2 separate regions of the Homo sapiens genome follow, and region 2 is linked to region 1. The links are chromatin contacts, found by Hi-C or POLR2A ChIA-PET in ENCODE. All regions are on one chromosome and are shown on one strand. Each heading gives the region's core, a stretch centred on a gene start or an enhancer-like site at or near the end of the contact. The rest is flanking DNA. Distances are from core to core; before and after follow the strand shown.

What was found. A loop is a pair of places that touch in the nucleus more often than their neighbours do. ChIA-PET counts read pairs that join two places held with the same protein, here RNA polymerase II (POLR2A). Pooled maps may share reads with other maps.
Region 2: a pooled map shows a loop between it and region 1 (1.9-fold over the local background). The contact joins the enhancer-like site here to the promoter of LINGO3 in region 1. A Hi-C loop is called at or near these places in 1 of 168 maps with a recorded cell type or tissue (chondrocyte) and 5 of 50 pooled maps. POLR2A ChIA-PET finds 5 or more read pairs at or near these places in 8 of 52 experiments (A673, B cell, CD4-positive, alpha-beta T cell and 5 more).

Annotation. Positions count from the first base shown.
Region 1 is chr19:2,304,394-2,310,912 of GRCh38, forward strand. LINGO3 (leucine rich repeat and Ig domain containing 3) reads right to left here and starts at 3,761. Exons shown (of 2, transcript NM_001101391.3): 1 at 3,683-3,761.
Region 2 is chr19:2,378,365-2,385,906 of GRCh38, forward strand. All of the region lies in intron 1 of TMPRSS9 (transmembrane serine protease 9), which reads left to right. Among named protein-coding and RNA genes, the nearest start is that of TMPRSS9, 22 kb to the left of the region's middle. Within about 2 kb of position 3,272, at least 2 of the 41 ENCODE cell types and tissues checked have a DNase peak (open chromatin) inside an H3K27ac peak, as active enhancers do.

The DNA.
Region 1 (6,519 bases), core at 2,511-5,010:
GCCGGTTCTAATCCCCGGAACTGCAGATAAGGCCACCCTTACATGGAAAAAGGGCCTCTGCAGATGGGATTAAGTAAGAATTGTGAGATCAGGAGATCATTCCGGATCATCCAGAGGCCCAACATCTCACAGGGTCCTCACGAGAGGAGGCGGGAGGGTGAAAGTCAGAGACTGGAAGAGGCTGTGCTGAGGCTATGAAGGGATAGGGTGGGGCCCTGAGCCAAGGGATGCGGGTGCCTCTGGGCAATGGGAAAGATGGGAACCGGATTTTCACCTGGAATGCGCAGCAGGAGGGCCCAGCCTTGGCCATGTCCTGCTTTTTTTTTTTTTTTTTTTTTTTTTGAGACAGAGTCTCGCTCTGTCACCCAGGCTGGTGCGATCTTGGCTCACTGCAACCTCTGCCTCCCAGGTTCAAGTGATTCTCCTGTCTCAGCCTCCTGAGAAGCTGGAACTACAGGCATGAGCCACCACGTCCGGCTAATTTTTTGTATTTTCAGTAGAGATGGGGTTTCACCATGTTGGCCAGGCTGGTCTCGAACTCCTGATCTCCAGTGATCTGCCTGCCTCGGCCTTCCAAAATGCTCAGACTACAAGCGTGAGCCACCACACCCAGCCTCATGCCCTGGTTTTACGCCAGTGAGGCCCATTTTGGACTCTGGCCTCCAGAACGGTGCAATAATAAATGTGTGTGGTTCCCAGCCACTGCTGTCACAGCAGCCAGAACTCATCAGGGTCATTGCAGTCTTGAAGAGGGAGGTCGCTCGAGGCCTCCCGGATCTGTGCACCTGCCTTCTGGGGCGTGGAAGGCAGGGGACATTGACCTCTCCTTGGGGTCTGAGATCTGCACCAACCACGGTGCAGGCACCGGCCTTGAGGACCCCCTCCCCAAAACTGTCCCCCACAGCAGGACCTGGGCAATGGAGGCCTCTCTTCCCTGTACCCCCAGCTGTCCTTAGATATGGATCCTGGATTAATGGTCCTGGAAGCTCTTAGCTCAAGGAGAAGGCAGAGTGTGGCTGTGAGTGGCCGGGGTCCCTCCCTAGAACAGAGGTGGCCCTACCCTCTTGGTGCCTGGTGGTGTGGGCAGCTCCTTCCCTCAGCTCCTGGCTAAGCCCCCGGCCCTTCCAATCCGCCTCCTCTATTCTGAGCAGGGCTCTTCCCCTCCCTCTTGCAAGGTTACCTCAAACACATCCCCCTCCAGTCCCCGCCCAGGGCAAGGGATGCTGACATCTCCCTTGGGAAAGGCCCTCCTAGAGGCCGGCCAAACCCAGAGGGGGCAGGAGTGAGAAGTGTGGTAGCGGTCCCCTCTGTTTCCAGGCCCACAGTGACCTCCATCTCCCTCCCTCTGCCCCCCACCACAACCAGGGCGGTGGGAGTAAGGGGAGTGTGCTCTGGATGCCCCGTTTGAGCTTCTAAGACGGATATGGGAGGAGGGGGCCCAGCCCCTCACAGCACGTGGCCCTCCAAGGTCTGCTTTTGGGGACACGCTGCCAGTCCCCCAGGACCCCTGCATCCTCTGCCCTAGATCCAGGCCCTCCCGGGGCTTCATCCATGACAATTCATTAAGCCCTAATTAGCTTCCATCTGCTGTTAGTCCCCGTCAACCCCTCGAGGGGCTGGGGGCCTCCCGACCCACTTTCCTTCCCAGCCTGTACACGGGGGGCCGTGGACTGCCCTCTGCAGGCAGGGCCTCTGGATCTGGAACCAGTTTTGGAGCACCCACTGTCTACACCGGCCACTTCACCCACTAGCCCAGCCCTGACTAGGGGGAATAATAAAGTTCGTTTTGGAGAGAAGGAGACTGAGGGTCAGAGTGGGCCCCAGCTCACTGCACAACTTAGCTGCAGACAGTCAGCATTTGAACCTGGATCTGACGCCAGCTCCTACCCACAAAATCCCAGCTCCCCACTAGAGGGTGAAGGGCGCTCTTTGGAGGCCCGAGATTGACATGTGGTGGTGGGCGGCTTGATGGGGCCCACCCGGGGCCAACTTTGCTCGCAGAGTTCTTCAAGAGGCTCTACCTGGTGACGAGGTAGTGACTCAGGGGGCGCCGGGGAATGACAGTGCTGTGGGAAGAGACATCAAACTGCCTTCTATTCCCACTCAGCAAGGCACCTTCAGGTCCCGGCTTACCCTGGGGGTGGACGGCTGAGGCTGAGGGAGGCCAGGCAGGGCTGCTGCCGTAACCATCGTGACCTGAGCATCTGTTTTATGGTGGCACCACACTGCAGCCGAGGTGGGCAGCATCTCATTTAATCCCATGTGGGGTGGATCTGAGAGAGGGGACGTCATTTGCCGGAAGTCACCGGTGAAGACCAGACAGGCAGGGCAGGGAAGGCTGAGTTGAACCCTCCTAAGCCCCCATCCCACCGCCCGGCTGCCCCCTTCCTGCCACCCCACATCATCGAGATGGGGACAGGAGCTGGGTCTACAGGGGAAGCCCGTGGGTTCTTCCCACTCAGATCCTGTCTCCGACGATGGCTGCTGCTTCGGCTCAGAGAACAGCCAGGGTAAGGCCATGCCGCGGCAGCCCACCCCACACCAGCCTCCTGATAAAGCCAGCACCACCCTCCCTGAACCTGTTTCCAGCCTGCGTCCTCCACCTGACCACTCACACCTCACACCTTCTGCATCCTCTCCAGGCCACTTCCAGGGAGCCCTCCTGGGTTGCTCTGGTTCTCACAGCTCTGTTGTCCCTGAAGGCTCCCCCCAGCCAAGCCCCAGATCGTCCCTCTGCAAATACCACTGCACAGCAGACGCCCGCTCCCCACCCCCGCCGGAGCAAGGGTGTCTGCAGCCTCGCTGCGTCCATGGTTTAGCCAGGGACCGCTTGCTAAAATGCAGCTTCTGGGGCACATCGCCTCAGAAGTTCTGACTCCTCAGAACTGGGGGGGCCGGGACACCGGCACCGTTAGCGCCCCAAGCACACGTTGAGAAACCCAGTTACATGGTGGTCTCCAGCGTAAGGACCCGGGGCTTTTCTTGTGCCCGGACCAAGGCACGAGGTGCTGCTCCCCTAAACTTGTTGAATGGGACTCAGGGCCTCCCCTGGCCAGGCCCCAGAGGCCCGGGAGGTGGCGGCACCCACTCAGGGTGCCCAGGCCCACCATTTCTGGTGCTATTCAGACGCCCCCAGAGCAGGGGGACTCAGCCCTATGCCCCCAGGTCCCTCCCCGCCAGGCCGGGCCGTCAGCTCCAGCGATGGAGCAGGCTCCGGTGTGGACCCCAGATACCCTTTGCGTCTTCCAGCTCCGCACCCCCAGGCTGGACCAGACCCGGCTCGGGGGAGACAGGGCAGGAAGGCGCGGGCTGCAGGCTCTATTCGGACGTTCCCCACACCCCAGACCCAACCAGTGCCCCCTTCATCTCCTCCTGGAGAGGAGCGCATCCTCCCAGCGTCCCCAGTGCCCCGGGGAGATGCCCACCCGATTCCCCGCTCCTTGGCGCCCCAGAGGAGGGGCGGGGGGCCCCAGGGTGGGGAGTTCGCCCCCAAAGTTTCCAGGGGGAGCGTCGGGGGCCTGGCAAGGAGCGATGAGCCCGGGAGGGGTGCGCGGGGCAATTTCCCCCGGCTGAGGATGGGGTCGCGGGTTGGGGGCTTTGGGCGGCAGGGTCGCAGGGTGCAGGTGAGGGGTCCCCAGGTCTGCGGGCGCGCCCCACGCCGGGCCCCGGCACGGCCACTCACCTGGGCGGCTCCGCCGCGGACACGGCGCGGGCTGCGGCGCGGGGGCCGCCCGGAGCCGACACGAGCAGCCGCCGCCGCCGCCGCCGCCGCCGCCGCCGCCTCCCGGGCTCCGCCGTGCGCGCCGCCGCCGCGCGCAACCGCCCGCCGGTCTCCTCGGCGCGCCTGGCGGGGGCGCGCGGGGGCTGCGCTGGGCCGCGTGCGCGGCGGCTGGGGCCGCAGGTGTGAGAGGCCACGTGGGCGCAGGTGCGGGGACACTGGGAGCGCGGGTGCAGAACCCCTCCGTGCGCATCCCGGGCGCTTCGTGTCCGAGGACCTCCTGTCCCCACGGCCTGGGTGAGCCTGCGGAGACGGCCGTGCCGTGCAATAAACGCAGGGGCACCCCAAGTGCAGCAGGTTGTTCCGTGTGGAACCTTCTGGAAGCTACCATCGCCTCCTCTGCCCCCCGTCCCCCACCCCTAGTCCAGGCCGCCACCATCTGCACCTGGACATCTGCCACAGCCCAGCCCAGGCCCATTCCTTATGTGGCCCTCAGAGGAAGCCCCTCAGAGGAAGCTTAGCCACTGGGCTCCAGAACCTGCCGTGATTCCCTATTGCCGTGAGGGTCCCGTCTGCACCCCACCTACCCTGGAATTTCTCTTTCTTTCGTTCTTTCTTTCTTTCTTTCTTTCTTTTTTTTTTTGAGATGGAGTCTTGCTCTGTTGCCCAGGCTGGAGTACAGCGGTGCCATCTTGGCTCACTGCAACCTCCGCCTCCTGGGTTCAAGCGATTCTCCTGCCTCAGCCTCCCAAGTAGCTGGGATTACAGGCACCCGCCACCACGCCCGGCTAATTTTTGTATTTTTATTAGAGACGGATTTTCAGCATGTTGGCCAGGCTGGTCTCAAACCCCTGACCTCGGGTGATCCACCCACCTCGGCCTCCCAAAGTGCTGGGATGACAGGTGTGAGCCACCGCCCGGCTGCCTGCACTGTTTGGTCTGCCGCACCACCTCCTTCCCCCTGGCCTGTCCTCACTCACTCTTTCCCGGGCTCCACCCCCTCAGCCTTCCTCAAACAGGCCAAGTCCCTCCAGTCCCAGGCCTTTGATCTTCGCTGTGCCCAGCTTGGACAGCCTTTCTCTCTGTCCCTCCATCGAGCAGCTTGGAGCCTCTCAGTTTGTCTAATGGGCTTGTTCCCCAATGTGCCTTCCGCCTAGCACACAGCAGCGCACACACCAAGTGCACTGCGAGTGCTCATGGAAAGTTTTTTACCTTTTTTTTTGTCTTTTTTTTTTTTTTTTTTTTTTGAAATGGAGTTTTGCTCTCGTCACCCATTCTGGAGTGCAGTGGTGCAATCTTGGCTCACTGCAACTTCCACCTCCCGGGTTCAGGCGATTCTCCTGTCTCAGTCTCCCAAGTAGCTGGGATTACAGGCGCCCATGACCATGCCTGGCTAATTTTTGTATTTTTAGGGGAGATAGAGTTTCACCATGTTGGCCAGGCTGGTCTCGAACTCCTGACCTCAGGTGATCCACCCGCCTCGGCCTCCCAAAGTGCTGGGATGACAGACGTGAGCTACTATGCCCGGCCCCTCACTGCATCTTCTAAAAGCCACATTTAGCCTCCCTGTCTCACAGATGAGCAAACCAAGGCTGGGAGATGCCATTTGTCCCAAGTGAGGGGTGAGAAGGAGGCCTCGGGAACCTGTGTGTGTAACCTTGCCCTGTCTGCCCCCTTCACCCACTCTGCAGTCCTCCCCACCAGCTGTGTATTCCCAGTGGCTTTGGCGGTGGCCTGGCACTCACGCAGCCACCTGTGACTCAAGCAGGCTCTGTTCCCAGACTGTCGCGTTGGCTGGAGGCCCAGAAACCGCATCCCTGGGAGGCTGCAGGCCAGGCCCCCCACAGGATGCTGTGGGGGGCGGGTATGGTTCAATTCCTGGCCCCAGAGAGGTCCAGAAGGACTTCATGACACCCCATGCTCTCCCCACCAAATGGCCCTGGGCTGCTGTGCTGTGTGACCCCAGTAGGGGAGGTCTCCTTCTCTCTCTGAACGTGTTTCTTTCTCTGTAAAGTGATGCTCCTGATAGCTGGCTCTCAGGGCTCTTGGAGGAAGGTGTTCATTGAGCACCTACTGTATACCAGGCCAAGGGCTGGAGGGAGGAGGAGGAGACGCTTCCAGCCTCAAGGGGGATTTCTTCGGACAGAGGGAGCAGATGCCTGAAATATGAAATCGTCACAAAGCGGCGTGGAAGAGGCAGTAGTGACACCGGGTCCCGGACCGAAGCCAGGGGCCAGGGAGGCTTCCCGGAGGAGGAGACACTTGCTATGAGTCCTGGAGGGTGAGGGATGCCAGCTGGGGTCCAGTCGAGGCCCTGCCTGTGTAACCGTGGGGGATGTCCCTCTAGCCTCGGTCTCCACCTCTGCAAAATGGAGATCGGAACAGTTCCCATCTTCTCCCGGGGCTGCAGAGACTCTGCAGTGGTTCTGCCCGGTTTGTGGCCAGTGCTCCCGAGCCCTTGGGGGTGGAGATTGGGCCAGGCTCCTACTGCAGGGCCTGAGCACGGGCTGCTCCCTCTGCCTAGAACGCCCTTCCCCCAGACCTCTGCCCGCCCCTTTCCCCCTCTTCACTCGCGTCTCCACCCCGACCTTCCATCTCTCCCTGCGTGGCACATGCCTGCTAAGATGTCCAGTAATTTGCTGATGGGTCCAGTGCAAGCTCTACCCTCTCTTCTTTTTTTTTTTTTTTTTTGAGATGGAGTCTCACCCTGTCGGTTGCCCAGGCTGGAGTGCAGTGGCGCGATCTCGGCTCACTGCAAGCCCCACCGCCCGGGTTCACGCCATTCTCCTGACTCAGCCTCC
Region 2 (7,542 bases), core at 2,022-4,521, 73 kb after region 1:
CCATTGGTCCCTGTAAGTGTTGACGGGACACTGTGTCAGTCTGTTCTCATGCTGCTAATGAAAGCATACCCAAGGCTGGGTGCAGTGGCTCATGCCTGTAATCCCAGCACTTTGGGAGGCCAAGGTGAGTGGATCACAAGCCCAGGAGTTCAAGACCAGCCTGGCCAATATGGTGAAACCCCATCTCTACTAAAAATACAAAAATTAGCCAGGCATGGTGGTGCACACCTGTAGTCCCAGCTACTTGGGAGGCTGAGGCAGAAGAATTGCTTGAACCTGGGAGGCAGAGGTTGCAGTGAGCCAAGATTGTGCCACTGCACTCCAGCCTGGGGGACAGAGCGAGACTCCGTCTAAAAACAAAACCTACCTGAGACTAGGTAATTTATAAAAGAAAAAGAGTTTTAATTGACTCACAGTTCAGCATGGCTGGGGAGGCCTCAGGAAACTTACAATCATGGCGGAAGGAGGAGCAAACATGTCCTTCTTCACATGGCGGTAGGAGAGAGAAGAATGAAAGCCCAACAAAGGGGAAGCCCCTTATAAAACCATAAGATCTTGTGAGAACTCACTATTATGAGAACAGGATGGGGGAAAGCATCCCCATGATTTAATGATCTCCACCTAGTCCCTCCCATGACACATGGGGATTATGAGAACTACAATTGAAGATGAGATTTGGGTGGGGACACAGCCAAACCATATTAGATACCTGGAGGGAGAAGTCAAGAATGTAGGTGGCAAAACTTTCTAAATGTGCTTGATGTGGAACAGCTCTCCAGCAACGTGTGTCCTAAGACAAAGCCTGAGCTTCTTTCTCTTTTTTTTTTTTTTTTTTTTTTGAGACAGAGTCTTGCTCTGTCGCCCAGGCTGGAGTGCAGTGGCACAATCTCAGCTCACTGCAAGCTCCACCTCCCAGGTTCATGCCATTCTCCTGCCTCAGCCTCCCGAGTAGCTGGGACTACAGGTGCCCGCCACCACGCCTGGCTAATTTTTTGTATTTTTAGTAGAGATGGGGTTTCACTGTGTTAGCCAGGATAGTCTCAATCTCCTGACCTCGTGTTCTGCCCGCCTCGGCCTCCCAAAGTGCTGGGATTACAGGCATGAGCCACCGTGCCCAGCAAGCCTGAGCTTCTGAGTGTGGTGCACAGCAGCCTTCCAGATGGGGCTGTTGGGCCTTCCTGCCTCACCTCTCACAGTTCTCCTACCCCACCCCACACTAGGCCCTGACATTCCCTAAACTAACTTTCTTTCTCTTTCTTTCTTTCTTTCTTTCTTTCTTTCTTTCTTTCTTTCTTTCTTTCTTTCTTTCTTTCTCTTTTTCTTTCTTTCCTTCCTTCCTTCCTCTCTCCCTTCCTCTTTTTCTCTTTCTCTCTCTCTCTCTCTCTCATTCTCTCTTTTCTCTCTTTCTTTCTCTCTTTCTTTCTTTTCTCTTGCCCATCTCAAGTGCAGTGGCACAATCACACCTCACTGTAGTCTCGACCTCCTTGGCTCACTGATCCTCAGCCTCAAGAGTAGCTGGGACTACAGGTGCATGCTACCATGCCCAGCTACTTTTTCTATTTTTTATAGAGATGGGGTCTTATTATGTTGCCCAAGCTGGTCTCGACCTCCCATAGTGCTCAGCCTCCCATAGTGCCTCAGCCTCCCATGGTGCTGGGATTACAGGCATGAGCCACTGCACCTGGCTGGTTGTAATTAACTTTAGTTTTAATAGCCACATGGGGCCAGTGGCTGCCATTTTGGACCTTGCTGGTGTTGTATGACTGTTTATGCTCTCAGCTCCCACTTAGTGGGAGAATCATGCAGAGAGTCATGAGACTGAGGCAAGAGGATCATTTGAGCCCAAGAAATCGAGGCTGCAATGAGCTACAATTGTGCCACTGCACCCTAGCCTGGGTCACAGAGTGAAACCCTGTCTTAAAAAAAAACAACAAAAAAACCCCACAAAAAACCAGGTACAGTGGCTCATGCCTGTAATCCCAGGACTTTGGGAGGCCAAGGTGGGTGGATCGTTTGAGGTCTGGAGTTCAAGACCAGCCTGGCCAACATGGCAAAACCCCGTCTCTACTAAAAATAAAAAAAAAAAATTAGCCAGGCATGGTGGCATGCACCTGTAATCCCAGCTACTGGGGAAGCTGAGGCAGTAGAATCACTTGAACCTGAGAGGCAGAGGTTGCAGTGAGCCAAAGTTGTGCCACTGCACTCCAGCCTGGGCAACAGAGCAAGACTCCACCAAAAAAAAAAAAAAAGACAGTGGATTCTTCCCCAGTCAAGCCTCAGATGAGAATGCAGCCCAGCTAACACCTGGATTGCAGCCTCATGAGATGCTGAGCAGAAGGCCCAGCTAAACCCTGTCAGAATCCTGACCCCAGGAAGTGAGGAGGTAACAAGTGCATGTTGTTTGAAGCTGCTAAGTTTGTGCTGATTTGTTACACAGCAATAGCTGACTAATACAGTTTCTCTACAATAGCCTTGACTTCCTTACTTCTGCCACAGGGATTCTAGATACTTTATCCCTGCCATGTAGGATCCGTTCCTTCCACTGGAGGCTTACTCAATTCCTATTTATCCTTCCGAACTTGAATAACTCATCACTCTCTCAGAAAACCCTCCCCTGACGGCGTGTCTAAATCAAAGACCCCTGTACACAGATTCAAAGTTTCTGGTTGTGCTTCTAGTTTTGAGCCATTCTTGTAGCATCATGTTAATGGATCTGGGCCTCTTCCACTTGGATTGAAGCTCTCTGAGCTCAGAGAATCGTATCTGTCTCATTCAGGGTTCGACGCAGCCAGGCCTGGCCCATCGTAAAGGTTGGCTGGATGGAGAGAGTGAAATGAATGGCGCTTCTATGTTTGATGCTAAATAGCTGTGGAGTTCTTTCTGTGAACCAATAATGGTGATGACAAGACCATTTAGAGAACACAGGAATCCTTAGAAAACCCGCGGGGCAGGGTCAGCAGAGGCAGCTGGGGTTGAATGAACACTGTGTGTGTGTGTGCGTGTGTGTGTGTGTGTTGGGGAGTGAGCTCATACTCTAAATGTGCCTTTCCAGCTCTAATCACAGAAGTGAATCTCGGTGTCTTTTGTTTCTAAACCATCCATCAAGTGATTCTTGGAGATTCTCTGGCTCGTCTGAAGGCAGTTCAACTCAAGCGTAAGAGTAAATGGGAAAGTGTGGTGCAGCTTCACTCCCCGCTGCCCCTGCCTCCCCACCGCCCCTGCCTCGCTCCACGCTGCCCCTGCCTTGCTCCATGCCGCCCCTGCCTCACTCCCCGCCACCCTGGTACATCTCTCCTTTCTCATTGGCTCTGGATGGTAGCGGCCAGGCATGGAGTGGCTGTTCCCAGAGGAACACGTTCCCCTGAGGAGGGAACATTCTGGCTGGGCCCCAGCATAGGGTTGCCAGACTCAACAATAAAACATTTAGCACCCTCGGAGACATTAGAATTTCAGATATGTATTCATTCATTCATTCATTCATTCATTCATTTATTTTGAGACGGAGTCTCGCTCTGTCGCCCAGGCTTGAGTGCAGTGGCGCAATCTCAGCTCACTGCAACCTCCACCTCCTGGGTTCAAGAGATTGACCTATCTTAGGCTCCCAAATAGCTGGGATTACAGGCGTGTGCCATCACGCCCAGCTAATTTTGTATTTTTAGTAGAGACGGGGTTTCACTATGTTGTCAGGCTGGTCTCGAACTCCTGACCTCAGGTGATCCACTTGCCTCAGCCTCCCAGACTGTTGGGATAACAGGCATGAGCCACAGCACCCAGCCAGAATTTCAGATTAACAACCAAAACGTTTCTTTTTTTTAAACAGGGTCTCACTCTGTGTTGCCCAGGCTGGAGTGCTCACTGCAACCTCTGCCTCTGAGGTTCAAGTGATTTTCCTGCCTCATCCTCCCAAGAAACCATGTGCCACCATGCCCGGCTAATTTTTTTATTTTGGTAGAGATGGGGTTTCGCCATGTTGGCCAGGCTGTTCTCAAACTCCTGACATCAGGCGATCCTCCCACCTTGGCCTCCCAAAGTGCTGGGATTACAGGCGTGAGCCACCGCGCCCGGTCAAAACATTTTTTTAGTAGGAGTCGGAGAATGTCCTACATTTTGCACAAGAGAGACATACTTATACTAAAATACAGATTAGAGACAGAATTCTTCAGAGAAACAGGACCAATTGAGTGGATACACAGACATATACGCACAGATGCACACACAGATGCACATGCACACACACACAGACACATGCACACACAAATGCACACGTACACACAGACCACACATGCACACATACACACATGCACACGTGCACACATACACACATGCACACATGCACACACAAAAGCACACATGCACACAGATACATACGCACAAACGCACACATCCACACATACACAGATGCACACACGCACACACAGATGCACACCCGCACACAGACTCACACATGTACACACACACAGATTGAGATTTATTTTAGGGATTTGGCTCATACCATTGAGGGGCTGCAGGTCTGGAATCTGCAGGGCAGGCCAGAGACCTAGGGAAGAGCTGATGCTGCAGTCTCAAGCCCAAAGGCTATCTGGAGGCAGATTTCCTTCCTCTTGGGGAACCTCAGTCTTTTAAGGCCTTCGACTGATTGGGTGAGGCCCACCACATTATGGAGGGTCACCTGCTTTATTTAATATCTACCGATTTAAATGTTAATTGGGCTTGGCGCAGTGGCTCACGCCTGTAATCTCAGCACTTTGGGAGGCCGAGGCAGGTGGATCACCTGAGATCAGGAGTTCCACACCAGCCTGGCCAACATAGCAAGATCCCGTCTCTACTAAAAATACAAAAATTAGCCAGGCATGGTGGCAGGCACCTGTAATCCCAGCTACTTGGGAAGCTGAGGCACAAGAATTGCTTGAACCTGGGAGGCAGAGTTTGCAGTGAGCCAAGATTGCACCACTGCACTCCAGCCTGGGTGACACAGCTAGATTCCGTCAAAAAAAAAAAAGGAGAAGTTAATTGGGCTGGGTGGGTGCAGTGGTTCTCAGCACTTTGAGAGGCTGAGGCAGGAAGATGGCTTGAAGCCAGTAGTTCCAGACCAGCCTGGGCAACATAGCAAGACCCCGTCTCTAAAAAAAAAAATTACGATTTTTAAAATTTTCTTAGAGGCAGGGTCTCCCTACATGATCCAGGCTGGTCTTGAGCTCTGGGCTCCAGTGATCCTCCTATCTCGGCCTCCCAAGGTGCTGGGATTACAGGTGTGAGCCACTGCACCCTGACTCTACAAAGAAATTTTTTAACTTAGCTGGCATAGTGGTACACATCCATATTCCAGCTACTCTGGAGGCTGAGGTGGGAGGATCGCTTGAGCCCAGGAGGTCGAGGCTGCAGTGAGCTATGATCACACCACTGCACTCCAGCCTGGGGGACAGAGTGAGACCCCCCCATCTCAAAACAATAAAAATAAATAAATAGATGTTAATTGTATCTAAAAATTACCTTCACAGAAACAGCTAGAATAATGTTTGACCAAAGAACCAAAGCCCGGCCAAGGTATTGCATAGACTGAACCATCCCAGGGACACACTTAGGCTACAAAAGGATGTTTGATTGTCTGAAACTCAAGCTCCATGCGGTGTTCTGTATCTTATCTGCCCACCGAGGCCTGGTTTTCATCCCCACGGGTGTCCAGAGCAACTCCACTCCCTCCAGAGAAGCCCTCGGCCACGTGGGCACGTCCAGGGGACCCCGCCCGGGGAAACAGAATGGCATTGTTCCCCCAGCTTCCTTTTCTGTGGGTTTCTAATGGGGAAAAGTGTGTTGGAGGCCAGGCATGAATCATTCTCCGCCCACGCAGCAGACACAGCATCCCAGGGGAGCTGAGGCGGAGGGGAGGCAATGAGATCCACCTTTGCAGACAATGTGGAGGTGATCCCCCACCCTCTGCAGAGAAAGGCGTCCCTGCAGACTGAGAACATGCAGAGTTTGAGGTTAAGGTCTCTTGGGGTCTCACGAGAGTAAAAGAATGTAAGCTAGAGAACCAGGTGTGGTGGCTCCCGCCTGTAATCCCAGCACTTTGGGAGGCCGAGGCGAGCAGATCACCCGGGGTCAGGAATTCGAGACCAGCCAACATGGCGAAACCCCATCTCTACTGAAAGTACAAAGATTAGCTGGGTGTGGTCAGGCGCGGTGGCTCACGCCTGTAATCCCAGCACTTTGGGAGGCCAAGGCGGGAGGATCACGAGGTCAGGAGATCGAGACCATCCTGGCTAACGTGGTGAAACCCCGTCTCTACTAAAAATACAAAAAATTAGCCAGGCGTGGTGGCGGGCGCCTGTAGTCCAAGCTACTCAGGAGGCGGAGTCAGGAGAATGGTGTGAACCTGGGAAATGGAGCTTGCAGTGAGCCAAGATCGCACCACCGCACTCCAGCCTGGGCGACAGAGTAAGGCTCCGTCAAAAAAAAAAAAAAAAAAAATTAGCTGGGTGTGGTGGCATGCACCTGTAATCCCAGCTACTCGGGAAGCTGAGGCAGGAGAATTGCTTGAACCCGGGAGGCAGAAGTTGCAGTGAGCTGAGATCATGCCACTGCACTCCAGCCTGGGGGACAGAGCCAAACTCCATCTCAAAAAAAAAAAAAAAGAGAGAAAAGCCCAGGCGCGGTGGCCTACACCTGTAATCCTATAATCCCAGCACTTTGGGAGGCCGAGGCGGGCGGATTACCTGAGGCCACCGTGGCTACCTTGGCCCATCCATTGGTGAGAAGGGGTCACAGCCGGAGCTCGCAGGGGGCGGAGCTCGCGGAGGGCGGGGCTCGCGGGGGGCGGGGCTCGCGGGGGCGGGGCTCGAGGGGGCGGGGCTCGAGGGGGCGGGGCTCGCACAGGGCTTGAATCCCAGGAGGAGGGATCCCAGTGCTCCCGGTGGAGTCTGCCTGCCCCAGGTGTCCTGTTACATCCCTCAGGGGCCGACAGCTGCCCAGTTCTGCTTAGGGATCCATGCGACACAGGCAGTTTCTCGCGGAAAATGGGTGGATCCCCTGCTCCAACGAGACTGAAAGCGGCAGGAGCATGGATGAACGTTGCGGTGTTGCCGTTGCACATGGCTGCCACCTGGCCATGTTCTGGGACTCATGCTTGTAAATCCTTTTACATTTCAAAGCCTTAGTGATGACTCATCAGTGGGAGAACACCCGGAACAGGGACTGGCAAATGATTATAAACGGTCAGAGAGGTGGCCGGGTACAGCGGCTCACATCTGGAGGCCGAGGCAGGAGGATCACTTGAGGCCAGGAGTTCAAGGCCAGACTGGACAACATAGTGAGACCCCAATCTCTACAGAGTATAAAAAAATTAACCGGGTGTGGTGGCATGCCTGTAGTCCTATCTACTCTGGAATCTAAGGCAGGAGGATCGTTTGAGCCTGCGAGGTAGAGGCTGCAGTGAGCTATGATAGCACCACTGCATTCCAGCCTGGGTGACAGAGCAGGACCTTGTCTCTAAAAAATAAAAAAAGATTACGTATCTATTCCAGGGGTCAGGAAACAACATCCTGT